Linked DNA regions of Homo sapiens: regions 1, 2 and 4 are each linked to region 3. The links are chromatin contacts, found by Hi-C in ENCODE. All regions are on one chromosome and are shown on one strand. The core of a region is the stretch at or near the end of the contact, and the rest is flanking DNA. Distances in the headings are between cores, read along the strand shown.

The links. A loop is a pair of places that touch in the nucleus more often than their neighbours do. Pooled maps may share reads with other maps.
Region 1: a loop to region 3 is called in a map of gastrocnemius medialis, with 4 times the contacts of the local background. The contact joins the promoter of NOXA1 here to the promoter of C9orf163 in region 3. A Hi-C loop is called at or near these places in 1 of 168 maps with a recorded cell type or tissue (gastrocnemius medialis), 1 of 37 single-sample maps with no recorded cell type and 6 of 50 pooled maps.
Region 2: a map of B cell shows a loop between it and region 3 (23-fold over the local background). The contact joins the promoter of CAMSAP1 here to the promoter of C9orf163 in region 3. A Hi-C loop is called at or near these places in 3 of 168 maps with a recorded cell type or tissue (B cell, CD4-positive, alpha-beta memory T cell and naive thymus-derived CD4-positive, alpha-beta T cell), 6 of 37 single-sample maps with no recorded cell type and 12 of 50 pooled maps.
Region 4: a loop to region 3 is called in a map of naive thymus-derived CD4-positive, alpha-beta T cell, with 10 times the contacts of the local background. The contact joins the promoter of UBAC1 here to the promoter of C9orf163 in region 3. A Hi-C loop is called at or near these places in 1 of 168 maps with a recorded cell type or tissue (naive thymus-derived CD4-positive, alpha-beta T cell), 4 of 37 single-sample maps with no recorded cell type and 13 of 50 pooled maps.

Annotation. Positions count from the first base shown.
Region 1 is chr9:137,422,066-137,425,175 of GRCh38, forward strand. NOXA1 (NADPH oxidase activator 1) reads left to right here and starts at 1,328. Exons shown (of 14, transcript NM_001256067.2): 1 at 1,328-1,641. The coding sequence starts at 1,465. It overlaps EXD3 (exonuclease 3'-5' domain containing 3), which reads right to left and starts at 1,097. Exons shown (of 22, transcript NM_017820.5): 1 at 1,049-1,097. RefSeq lists silencers at 689-828, 839-978, 999-1,558.
Region 2 is chr9:135,905,627-135,909,024 of GRCh38, forward strand. CAMSAP1 (calmodulin regulated spectrin associated protein 1) reads right to left here and starts at 1,920. Exons shown (of 17, transcript NM_015447.4): 1 at 1,374-1,920. The coding sequence starts at 1,533. It overlaps CAMSAP1-DT (CAMSAP1 divergent transcript), which reads left to right and starts at 2,207. Exons shown (of 2, transcript XR_007061860.1): 1 at 2,207-3,293. RefSeq lists an enhancer at 1-412 and silencers at 1,059-1,108, 1,509-1,578, 1,659-1,768, 1,809-2,488.
Region 3 is chr9:136,482,098-136,485,349 of GRCh38, forward strand. C9orf163 (chromosome 9 putative open reading frame 163) reads left to right here and starts at 1,398. Exons shown (of 1, transcript NR_172629.1): 1 at 1,398-3,252. SEC16A (SEC16 homolog A, endoplasmic reticulum export factor) reads right to left here and starts at 943. Exons shown (of 32, transcript NM_014866.2): 1 at 841-943. RefSeq lists enhancers at 91-836, 1,582-2,326 and silencers at 566-885, 1,116-1,225, 1,296-1,475, 1,626-2,055.
Region 4 is chr9:135,959,849-135,962,823 of GRCh38, forward strand. It overlaps UBAC1 (UBA domain containing 1), which reads right to left and starts at 1,525. Exons shown (of 10, transcript NM_016172.3): 1 at 1,177-1,525. The coding sequence starts at 1,314. RefSeq lists silencers at 1,135-1,254, 1,265-1,674 and an enhancer at 1,145-1,645.

The DNA of each region.
Region 1 (3,110 bases), core at 78-2,577, 940 kb after region 3:
TGTTTGCCACCCTGTAATGCCATTCCAATTCAGTTTGTGGTGTTCTTAAAAAAAAAAAAAAAAAAAAAACTCCCTGAAATGTCTCCTCCTTCCCTGCTTGGCATGGGACAGGACTATGTGGGAATGAGCCTTCCCAGCAAGAGGGGACACTCTGACCCTCAGATTTTGATAATCAATGCTTTCAAGAAGAAAGATTTTGATCAAAAGGGGGGCAAATGAGAAAGAAAAAAATCATTTATCTGAGGAATGTAAAGCCCTTTTAAACTGTGGGCCCAGAAAGCTTGATGTTAAGTGCCAGAAAGCATTTCAAATGAAACCGCAGCCCCTCACTACCCCTCGAGCCAAGTAACTATCCACTGATGACACCAAGCCGTGGTCAATCGCGAACCAATGCCATTTCTACAAGCCAGTGAGCTCCTGGGCAACGTTCGAAACCACCTGCTCTCCGATGGGCTCTGTTTTCTTTAAAAACCTGAGCCTCTGTTTTGTTCTCCGTTGCACCTGGTGACCCAGGCCGCCCTCGACCTCTGTGCCTGAATAAACCCACCGGGCACCACATTCTGACCCTTTTAATTATTTTAGGTTGACAACTAATACAGGACTCAGCGCCGGTGGACAGGAAGCCAGGGCCCCTGCAGGGAGGCGCCCGTCCCTTCTCCCGGGGAGGGCAGGGCGGGCGCGCGCGCGTCCCACCGGGAGCGCCTCCTCCTCGGCGAGGGAGCGAAGGGCCTCCGGGTCCTGTGATGTCCGTGCTCGGAAGGCGCGGAGGAGGGCAGGCCCTGCGGGACAGGGCGGCGGGGTCGCCGGGGTCGGCTCAGCTCCCCGCGGCGTCCGGCTGCTCGGCGGCCTCCGGAGCGGGGCCCTGCGGGAGAACGCACCTTCCCCGCCCCATCGGGGCCTCAGTTTCCCCACCCCGGGAGAGCCGGCGGCCCGCCCCCGGCTCACTCCCAGCTACGGCCCTCACCTCAGGACGCGCACCCGGCCCGGCCCCGCTCTGCCCCCGGCGCCCAGACCGCCCACCTGGCCCGCGCGGCCCGGGGTCGCTCACCTGCGGGGCCGGGACCGCCCCACACCGTCCACGCCCGGCGCGGAACCTTGGCCCGACCGCAGCCGCTGGCCCGGAGGGCTTTATCCGGCGCACCAAGGCCAGCGCGGGCGGGGCGAGGAAGCCGGGCGCACAAAGCTCCCGGCGGAAGTCCGGCCGGGGCGGGGGCCGAATGGGAGGTGGGCGAGGCCTGAGGGTCTGGAGTGGGCGTAGCCGTTTCTGGCGGGGGCGTGGCCTTACCGGGGAGGGGCGGGCGCCTGCCGCCAGGGGGCGCCGCGGGGCAGCGGGGTTGCACCTGGCGCTTGGCGCCCGCACCTCTGCCCGCCTCGGAGACCCCGCAGCCCCGCGCCGCCGCCTGGCCCCGGCCCCGGCCCCTCCGCGGGATCCTGGCCCCTCCTCGAGCGCCGCCACCGGCCGCCATGGCCTCTCTGGGGGACCTGGTGCGCGCCTGGCACCTGGGCGCGCAGGCTGTGGATCGTGGGGACTGGGCCCGCGCCTTGCACCTCTTCTCGGGCGTCCCGGCGCCGCCCGCCAGGCTGTGCTTCAACGCGGGCTGCGTGCACCTGCTGGCCGGGGACCCCGAGGCCGCGCTGCGGGTGAGCGGGGCGTGGGGAGGCCGGTGCGGGCGACGCCTCCGCCTCGAGCCCCTGGGGAGGGCCCAGCGCCCCTCCCCGACCGTCACGGGGTCGCCCTGCCGCCCCCGACCCAGCGAACGCCCCGGCAGGTGGGAGCCGAGCAGGGGGGCCGCACCTGAGCTAAGCGAGGCCGCGCTGGGGGGCGCGGCGGTCACCGGGAGAGGCCGGGGCCCGAGGGTGACTCACACCGGGAAGGGGGAAGCTGCTGGGCTGGGTCAGGCCCGAGGGACCGCCCTGCCCTAAGGGGAAAGCGTTGCGCCTGTGGTCATGGCCGGGAGACCGGGTCAGTCTCCTCCTCAGAGCCCTCAGCCCTCCCCCAGCCCACTCCCCGAAACAGCCAGGAGTCCAGGGTGCCAGGGTGCAGCGGCCGAGGCCCTGCACGGAGCCCGGTGCCCTTCTCGTGCCCCCTCGCGTTCCGGGGCCGCCTGTTCCTGCGCATCCCAAACGCCAGCGCTGCCCACCCCCGCTCAGTCCCAAGCACCCCGCAGAAGCAGGCAGGTGCCCACGGTTACTGAAGGCTCGGTGACAGCAGTGATTTAAAGGAGAGGGAACTGCGCGCTGTGGGAGGGTCTCCACGCCCCTGACTGGCAAAATATCCCCCTTGGAGGAGACTGGGCAAAGCGCATGAGACCCCCCTCTCTTGTGTCTTAAAGCTGCGTACAAATTTACAATCACCTCCATAATGATTTCATTTTTTTGTTTGTTTCAAAGATGGAGTCTCGTTCTGTCACCCAGGCTGAATGGAGTGCCGTGGCCCAATCTTGGCTCACTGCAACCTCTGCCTCCCGGGTTCAAGCAATTCTCCTGCCTCAGCCTCCCTAGTTGCTGGGAGTACAGGCGCCCACTACCACGCCTGGCTAATTTAGTATTTTTAGTAGAAACGGGTTTCACCATGTTGGTCAGGCTGGTCTTGAACTCCTGACCTCAGGTGATCCACCCTCCTCGGCCACCCATAGTGGTGGGATTACACATGTGAGCCACCTTGTCCGGCCCACAATGATTTCATTTTAAAATGTTATCCAAGAAAGGGAATGTAATCTTTAGACACCAGGTGGTTCAGCAACAAATCCTATGTCCGGGGCTAACCCAGTCACTTGTGCTCTTGTGCCTGGTTTCACTACAGAGAGGGGACGCAGTGAAAGTCATACGACTAACCCACAGCATATGCATGTTAGGAATATGGGAACTTAGGAAAGCAGATGGAACAGCTATGATTCATAAAGCCGATCACGTGAGGGGCAGCCCAGGGTGCAGAGGGTGTCGCTGGAACTGCTGTCTCTTGTTAGGAGCCTTGCGTGACGTTTGGGGCAGACAGGTGGGTTCTGCTGGCCCTGAGCCGCCACCCCACATCAGGGCTGCGTGCCTGTGCTCAGCCGCCACACTTCACACCTGTGTGAACTTGGTTCAACGACAAGCCCCCACTCAGCCAG
Region 2 (3,398 bases), core at 670-3,169, 580 kb before region 3:
AAGAACGTAACGTGGGATAAGGGAATAACAAAAGCCAGTCTCAGAAAGAGACATCATTGGCAAAGGTGTAAAAACTAGTTCGTGGTGTAAGCACATGCGGCAAAATACAAAGAAAAGCAAAACAGTGACTAACACAAGGTGTGAGGCAGGTGAGCCCACGCAGCCGGCAGTGACTGCAAGATACCCAGGCGTCCGCTCTCGGGCTGTTCTTTGCACCTGACTCAAGTTTCATACCTACATCTTACCAATTCCGTTCTCAAAAACTCATGTGAAGTCTTGGATGTAGCAGTGTTTCTTCCTCATTACAACACAGAAACTAAGGTTCCACTGAGCCAGTAAACAAGAACTGTAAAACTGAAAACTGTCAAAGGAAAAACTCTTTCCCAATTACTACTTACACAGTACAAAAACCAGTTTGAAATAAGGCGAGTTATTTAATCCCTAAAACTTACAAAACGCGTTTGTCCTTATGACTAACTCGAGTCTAGCTGGGGCACAGGCCACTGTCAAACAGGGCAACGCCTACTCAGCGTTTTCCAAACTGGTCAACTGAACTCTTCTCTGGAAGGGCTGTCTCCTTTAGTCTTACTCTAAAAAGGGTAATTTTTCACCAGAATAAAGGCAAATATTTTAAGAATGCTTCAAATGAAAAGAGGATTGCAGAAATATTAACCTTTAATTGTACCTGAAACAAAGCACCTGAAATTAATAAAGAAGTCAGCCACTGACGAGAATCACTAGGTCTGTCCTGTTCCCAGGGCACGAAACAGAAGCGTCTTAATCCACTAAGCACATTAGGGCCTAACAAACTGGACTGAGTAACAAGGTTACCTAGTTCTTCCAAACAGGAATTAACCAAAGGGGATCATTATGATTAAGCACAATGCGCGGAATACGCAATTTCTAGTTGGGGAATTCAACAGCTGACAGCTTGTAAGCATCAAAATTCATAACAAGTGCAAGGCTCGGAATCACAGGTCCAGCACTGGACGATGCCCGGCGCGCCGGGAAGCGGCGCCTCAGACGGCGGCCCCGCGTCCCCATGGTCCCTCCCTGCGCCCAGAACCGGGCAGCTCCTTCCCGCCGCCGCCGCCGCCAACGGGAGGCTGGGGGCACTCCCGAAATAGGAGCGGAAGCCCCGACCCACGCCGCCCTCCGCCGCAGGGACGCCCACTCGCCAGGTGACCGCGTCCCCACGCTCCGCGTTGCCCGGGCGCCGCCAGGACCTCGGAGGCGGCCGGCCCAGCCCCGACCCTGTGCGGACGCGGCACAAAGGCGCGGCGCGCGGACCCCGACCCGGCCGGACCCCGGCCGCGTCCCCCGGCCCCGGCCCGCGCCCCTGGCCCCCGCCCCGCGCCCCTCACCCGGCCCACCTCGGCCGTAGGCCTTGGCGCAGATCCACTGCAGGTTGGCGGCGATCTTGGCGCGCGCCGCGTCGTAGCGGTCCAGGGGCACGAGGTCGGCGGCGCCGTCCGGCGGGGCCTCCATCTTCCTCCAGCCCTCGGCGGCGGCGCGGCCGCTCGCGTCCACCATCTGCAGACAAAGGGCTGAGGCGGCGGCCCGGCCGCAACAAAGGCGCCGCCGCCCCTCGCCGCGCCGGGCCCGGTGCGCCCCGAGCCACCACTCGGCCCCGCAGCCGGCCAGCCGGGAGGGGCGCCCGAGCGCGGCCCCCGCCTCACCTCACAGCCGCCGCCGTCGCCGCCCCCGCGGCTGCTGCATGCTGCGGGCGCTGAGCCCGAGCGGAGGAGGTGCCGAGCCCGCGGCCCAAAGAGGCGGCGGCAGGAGGGCGCGGGCCGGGGGCGGGGGCGGGCGCGGGGGCGGGAGCGGGCCGGGGGCGGTGGCAGCGCGTGCGCGGTCCCGGGTGAGCGGCGGCGGCGGCGACAGCGGCTGAGGCGGTGGCCAAGGAGCGGGAGCGCGCTCACCGCCGGGGCCTCGCACAGGCGCAGTAGGCACCGCCCGCCACCCCGCCCTCGACCCCGCCCCCAGCTCCGCTCCCTTCTCGCGCCTGCCCCGCCCCTTTCCGCAGGCGCAGTAGGCACCGCCCGCCAGCCCGCGCCCGCCCCGCCCCTTTCCGCAGGCGCAGTAGGTGGCACCCGCAGGCCTGTGCCTGCCCCGCCCCTTTCCGCAGGCGCAGTGAGCGTCGACCCGCCCCTCCCCGCCCGCTTCCGCAGGCGCAGTAGGACCCGCCCTGGTCCGCGCCTGCCCCGTTGCTTTCCTCAGGCTCTAAGGCCCGCGGTGTGGAGCGCGGCGTAGGCAGCGGGGAGTGGGCGGCGCGGGGTGGGTGGAGTGGGTCGGCGGCGGGGATCCTGCCGAGCCCGCAGCTGCCCTCTTTTAGCGCCGTGTCTCCTCCCCGGCCCTGGCTCGTCCCACCTCAGCCACAGCCCGGCCCCCTGGCCGGCCGAGGTCTCGCCGCCGGCGCCCTGGGGACCTCGTGGGTGTGGCCGGCGGCGACCTCGGCAGGCGACAGCCCAGCAGACGGGCACCAGGTGGACGTGCCAGTCTCCAGACCCCCGTCCCGGTGCAGGGAAGGTGGGCGTTTGGACCCCTGAGGCAGAAACAGGTGCGGCCCCGCCGGCGCATCCCCCGGAAGGGACGCTGACTTCGTTCCCCTGGAGCCTGCGTCGGGGCCCGCGCTGGGCTGAGAATTACGGGAACGCCGTGAGAGTTTGCATTCCGAGGATTTGGTCTGAGAACCTCACCAGCGAAATAGAGAACTGCCCCCGGGAGAGCCGGCCCACGTGCCGCCCACCGGCGCCTTGACGGCAGGGAGAGGTCGAGCTTCCAGGGAGCGGGCGCCCGGCGCGGGGCTCCCAGCCTGTCTGTACCTGGTCGAGACACCCCGTGCCAGAGGCGGAACATGTATGAAATGCCAGGTGCCCAGAGGACCCAGGCAGTCCGTCATTCACATACCAACCCACGTGCAGGCTTCAATTCAACCTTGAAGCCATTTGGGCCTGGGCTTTTTTGATGACTTATTTGATTCATAGTTTTTTGGTTACTAATTGAGTCTCTTCACTTGTTATAGGTCTGTTGAGATTGTCTATTTTTTCTTGAGTCAGCCGTCTGAAAAGAACACGAGGTGGACAGGGCAGAGCGGTCAAGGAAAGCCATAGGAGGAGGGCACTTATTTGAGCAAAGACCGGCGGGACGTGGGCGTCGAGGGTAAGGATATCTGCAGAAGTACTGTCTTGAGCAAGGAGCACGGCAGACAGAGCCTCTGAGACACGAGAGCCTGGAGTGTAAGAAACACAGTAGAGGCCACTAAGTCGAGAACGCAGGAGCTGGAAGGACTGGTAGGAAATGGGAGGTGGGGACATGGAGGGATGCAGACAGGTCCTGCACAGTCAGAACTGTGGCCCCTTCTCTGCAGGAAATGGGCAGCCTTCGGAAGACTGAGC
Region 3 (3,252 bases), core at 148-2,647:
AGAAAGACACGCTATTTTGCCTCTTGTCTACAAGATACCAGCACCTGAAACTTAAGAAAGGGGATGAGGAAAAAACGCAGGGAGGCTGCATTGTGCTGAAACTTGCAAAAGTATCACTTCTAGGAAGAACCGTCTGCGGTTCCGTTTGCTTCGTATTGCCACATGGGGGATGGGAAATACCTCTTTGGTTAACATCGGCATCACACATGTAAAACAAAATCTTAATATACAATCCACACCCAACTTACAAGCCATTTAAAAGTGTTCTTAAGCGGCAAAAACTGACTTTAAATGGCTCTGATGTTTCTGAAGGCTCTACTGTAACACTTCCATCACAAAGGGGCGAGCCGGATCACACACACTCCTCTAACCCTCGGCCTCTGTTGCAACATCCTGATCGCCCAATCAAGAAATTACAAACAAACAACTCTGCTCTTTGGTTCAAATGTAAATGTGTCTCTTCACCAGCATCGCTAAGGAAGCCTTCTAGCCGGTGAGGACAAGACACGCTCATTTGAAAAGTTAAGAGTCTTACGAGGGGTGCCTGGGGGTCCAGCCTCCCGCCCCGGGAACCGGCGTCACCGCAGCCCAGCCGGGTCCACGTCAGTCCCTCGAGTCCCACGGCGGCCCGCGCCGCGTCCGGCCTTCCGCTCTGGCCCGGGGGCCCGGACGTCTGTCCCCTCGACCGGCCCCGGCGGGACCCGAGATGCACCGCCCGCTCGGGGCTGGGCCCAGCCGCCTCCTCTCCTCCGCGCCCCGACCTCCACGGCCTGGCTCCGCCGGCCGGCCTCCGCCTTCCTCCTCCCGCGCTCGCCCCCTCACCCGCGCTCGCCCCCTCACCCGCGCGGCTGAGACCGATCCCTCAGGAGCCGCGGGCGAAAGCCCACCCGACGCTGGCGACGAGCACAGACACCTCAGCCGCCGCAGCCATCTTGGCACATCCGGCTCGGGTCTCCGCGGCCGCCGCGCCGCCGACGTGTCCGGCTTACGACATCAGCGCGCGCCCCGCCCCTGGCCCCGCCCCTCGGCTCGTCGGCCCAGACGCGTTCTCTTTCAGCCCTTCACAGCCCATCCCTCGGCCCCGCCCCTCGCCGGCGTCCGTCCTCCCCGCCTCATCCCTCTGTCCCGCCCCCTCTGCCCCCGCCCCTCGCCGGCGTCCGTTCTTCCCCGCCTCATTCTTTCGTCCCGCCCCCCGCCCGTCTTCCACGCCTTATCCTGTAGTTCCCGCTCCCCTTGGCCCCGCCCCTCTTCCGTCGTTCCTCGCCTCATTCTTTCGTCCCGCCCCCTTAGCCCCGCCCGTCGTCCGTCTTTCTCCGCCTCATCCTGTCGTTCCCGCCCCTTTGGCCCCGCCCCTCGGCCGTCCTTCCCCGCCCGTGGCCCCGCCCCCCTCCGGCGTCCGTCTGCCGCCTCACCGCTTGGCCCCGCCCCTCGCCACCTGCCCGGCCAGGCGCGCCGGGGCCGTCCCAGTACGTCGCCCTGTTTACGCTGGCTCTTTCTCCCAGTCTTTTTTCGTTTTAAGATGTGAGAAGAGATGGGATTCTTCAATCAAGGCCACAAGCGGGAAATCAGTCTGCAGGACCGATGCCAGCAGGCTCACGCACCGAGAACGGCTACTCCGCCCAGCTGAGAAGCGCGGGGCCCTGACGCGGGCGCGCTCCTCGCATTCTTCCGTTGGGCTGGGAGGCTGGAGGGCAGGCGGCGGCGGCCGCGCATGCGCCGGGAGCGGCCGGAGCTGCGGGACGCGGAGGGCCGACTGCGCCTGCGCGCTGGTTGCCTGGTTACGGCGTGGCCGCGGGCACCGAGCGGCGCCGGAAGTTGGTCGATGGCTGCCGCCAGTCCCTGGCCAGCGTCCTGGGGTTTCCCCGACGCATCCTCTACTGTCCCTTCGCTCTGCACAGAGGCCCGGGCAGGGAGGGGCGGCCCGGCCACCGCGCGGAGCCGGGTGTCCGCCGACTCGCAAGGGGGACGCGCGGGCTCCTCGTCCCCAAGCTCCGCCCTGCGCCTTTGCTGCGCCGGGCCCTCCCAGGCCCACCCTGGCCCCAGCCCTGCTGTCCTCCCGGGGAGGTGCGGCCTACTCGGTTCGTTCCCCCGGCCGCCAGCCCCACAGGGGCGCTGGGGTCCCAGCCTTGGCTGAGTGCACGTCGGTGGCGAGTGGGCCCGGGCGCTCGGGCGGCCAGAGCGACCCAGCGGAGGGGTGAGGCGGGTAGGCGCTCCTGTGCCTGCCACGGCCAGGCCAGGCAGCATCCACGCCCTCCCGCGGAAGATCGCAGGGAACAGGTGGGCACTATCCTCTGTGCCCTCATTTTTCGGAGGAGCCGAGGGAGGCTGAGCGGTTGAGGAAGCGGCCAGCCATGCCGGGCCCACTCACCTGCACACCTGCCTGGCAAGGGCAGGGAAGAGCCGCGGCCTTCCTCTGCTGCTCCTTCCAGAGGGCAGGCGCCGTGGTGGGGGTGCCCGCCCGATGGCATCGCGGGAGGCTGAGCTCCCAGCAGCGGCTGAGGTCCTCCCTGGGTGGGAGCCACCCTTGTCCCCAGCTGGGCCGGCGGCTGGTGAGGGAGGGGGTGATATCCGTGCCACGCCAGCAGGGCCGCAGGCGGTGCAGGGAGAGCTTCAGTCCGGCTGACGTGGCACCAGGGCCAATCTGCTCAGCTAACATTTGCCTTTCAGGAGTCAGATTCCTGACCTGTTTGAACAGAGTTAGGGAGCACGTGGTAGGGCCCAGCCCCAGCCCCGCTGCCCCCATCTGCTTCTTCCCAGTGGTCGAGGCGCTCTGCACCCTCCGCGGAAGGAGGTGTCATTGTTTGCCCTTTCCAAAGAGGGGGATGCAGAGGTGGATGCTGCCTCTCAGGCGTGGGGCTCGCCTTTTGCCGCTCGCGAGTTCAAAGAACCCAAGAGCCAGGAGCCCAGGGCTCGACCCTCTAGGGTCCTCCGAAACCCTGTGGTCCCACCGGGGTGGGCACTAAGCTATGGGAGAGACCATAGCTGCAGAAACCAACCCTGCCCTAGGCATAAAATGCAAGGTCTCTGGACCTCAGGGCAGGGATGTTAGACAGCGGCTTCTGTTGGCTCCTAGGGGTGTGAATCACCACATCACCTGCAGGGGGCGCGGCTGTCTTTCTTCCCCCTCTTCTCCCTAATCCTGAGTGCACGGAGACAGCTCTCAGCAGTTTGTAGCCTGATGTGGAGTGGAGGGTTCCTGCACCCTACACCCGAGCCCATCCAGCCTCTGGGCCATAGACCCTTCCGTTGAAG
Region 4 (2,975 bases), core at 275-2,774, 520 kb before region 3:
GCCCTTGAACGCAGGAGGCTCAGCCCCCTCCTTGGTGTGAATCCTGAGGCCAGCACCTCCCAGTTATTCACAGCCAGTGCGTTCCAGAAGGGGGCTTGCCAAGCTTGCCTCTGACAGTTCCAGAACTCCACAGAACCATGCTCACAAAAGCAACTCGAAAGTACTGTATGCGAGCAGCTACTATGGTAAGAACTGAAGTTTATCCTTAGAGACCACACTCAGCTCAAGTGTAACGCACTCAACCTGTCAACACAGATACGTCGTAACTTATCACATGGAGTCGCCACTAGAAAATTGCAGCCTCCTTCAACCTAAATTCTGCCAAGCCCTCAGATCATGTCAGGTATAGACAGGAGGTCAGTCTGACACACAGACAGGCTTCTTAGCTGACCTTACTGAGTCCTTTAGAGACTCGAGAACTAGTTCCAAAAATCAGCAACCTAAGGAACTAAATACACAGGAGTATTTCAGGTGAATAAACTTTAAAAAGTGTCTCCGCGAGGAGACCCTACTCCTGGGACTTCTCTCTTGACCAATTTTACCTCTGCAGAAAAGCAGGGGCGCAGGGCCTTGTCCCGCAGCGGCACTATTTCAGGGACTCCAGCTAAAAGGCACAGTGGCCTGGGGCCAGCCAGGAAAAGAGCTCCAAGCAGCCGGCTCTGCGGGAAAGGGGAAGAGGAAGGAGAAGGGGCCTCTTCATGAAGGAGCCTACGTTAATTCTCAGCTCTCAAAGATGCTGCTGAAAAAAAACCTCACCCCAACAGCAAAAAGGTACAACTGCCGGAAAGTCCCGAGGCCCTGCTCCGTCGGCGACTTCACTCTCCAGGCCTCAGTTTCCCGATCTGCCCCTACCTCCCTGCGTGGCTGCAGAGTTAACTGAGAGGCTGGCGTGTACAGGGCTCGGCCGGGCGGCTGGCACGGGGCGAGCGCTTAGTGACCGGAGTCCGCCGGCCGAAAGGCCAGGCCCGGGACGAGCGTCCAGAGGTGTGGGATCCGAAAGGGGGAGAGTCGGGCAAACGGGCAGGAGGCGCTGCCTCCACCCCCGGAGGAGAGGGCCTGGGAGCTGCGGACTGGGCGGCGGACCCCAGGTCGGGGCGGTTCGGGGACTGAGGCGGGGTCCGCAGTCGGAGGGGTCCGGAGCGGGTGTTGGGGGCAGGGGAGGGGGCCCGGCCTTACGTGCTTGAGGCAGCGCTCCTTGAGCTTCTCCACCGAGGTGTCCTCGGTGGCCTCCTCCAGCCACTCGGCGCCGTCGGACGCGCAGATGTGCAGCCGCAGCACCTTGCCCGCGAAGATCTTCTCCTCCTGCACGAACATCCCGCCGCCGCCGCAGGGGCCTGCGCCCGCCACCCGGGCCCCTGAAGGTCACCGGGAAGGCGGGCGGGGAGGGGGCGGGGCCAGACCGCCCGCGCGCTCCTTCGCTGGGCCGCCGCCCCGCCCCGGCTCCCGTCGGCCGGGCCGCCGTCACTCTCCGCGGCCTCAGCGGTCGCCTCGCTCCCGCCGCCGCAGCAGCCGCCGGGGGCGCGCCGTCGCGGCCGCACCGGAAGTGCGTCACGGGCGCGTCTGGCGCATGCCGGGAGATGTGGTTCTCGGACAGGCGCCTCGCTCCCGCCGCCGGGGGCGCGCTGTGGCCACCGCAAAGGAAGTGCGTCACGGGGCGCGCCCGGAGCATGCCGGGAGCTGTAGTTCTCTGGTAGCTTCGTTCCTCCCCGAGCTGCAGGCGGTTCCCACCCGGGGCACTCACCACGTGGGACCTCATGGGTTCTAAAGGTAAAATACACGCTGGATCCCAAAGAAGTAACGGGAAAAAGGAATGTAAGGCATCTCGATAATGTTTTCATATTGATTACATGTTGAAATAATATTTTGTATCTATTGAGTTAAGAAAAATATGTCATTAAAATTAATTTCACCTGTTTCTTTTAACCTTTTTAAGATAGAATTTTAAATTGCCTACATGGCTGCTGTGATATTTCTTTTGCACTGCACTGCTGTAGAACGGAGGCTCTCCAAAGAACTTGGCTTTAACAAGCCTAGGTCTTTCTAATTCACACGCAGATCAGAGAGTCACTGTTCCTGCGAAGCCTAGGTTTGCGGGGCACCCAGAGGGGAGGGAAGCCGCCCTTGGTGCAGGTGATGCCAGGCAGACTCATTTTCTGTGGGGTGTGACAAAGAGTCTTTGCTTGGCCAAACTTAAGCAGGCTCCTGAACCTTCTACATCATCTGTACACTTCCTTGTAAAATCCAGTTTTAGCGAAGAGCCTTGATAAGTGAGTTTAGCAAGAACTCCCAGCCTCAATATCAGATCACCCTGGACGTCTGGTCAGGTTCCTCGTCCCCCAGGTGCTGTCTGATATCTCCAGCCTCTCTTCAGCAAGAACCCTGTCAGGTCGGTTTAGCCAGAACCGCCCACATCCCTGATGTTTTCTCCTATTAATTTTCCATTCACTGACCCCACCCACTTGCCCTTGCTGTATTGGGAGTTGAGCCTGACCTCTCTCCCCACTGCAAGCCCCCTTGGCAGTGGTCTCTGTACCTAGCTCAACAGTCCTGGATAACGTCTTACTTACCATGCTCCTAAATATGAATTTTGTAGTTCAGGTTAGACCTGACACATTGACTGATCTGTACTCATTCATCCCATTCATTTAAAAAAACTTTACTGCGCAGAGATGAATAAGGCACAGTTCCCGTTCTCAGAGGTTAGCAATCTAACCGGGGAGGCTGTCTCTGCCTCCTGCCTGCAGGCTTTTATTCTGTCCACACCATTTTGCACACACATCCTCATTTTTCTCCTGTGATAATTCCAACCTCGTCCAGATTCCATGTGTCCAGTTCAGCACTTACTAATTGCCTCTCACAGGTGGGAGCCTCTGCTACTCAATGAAAATATGGTAGTGATTAAGACCAGACACCAGGATACAGTCCTGGAATGGGGCATTTTTAACGCAGGAAGCAGAAGTACCGACTGTTAGAGA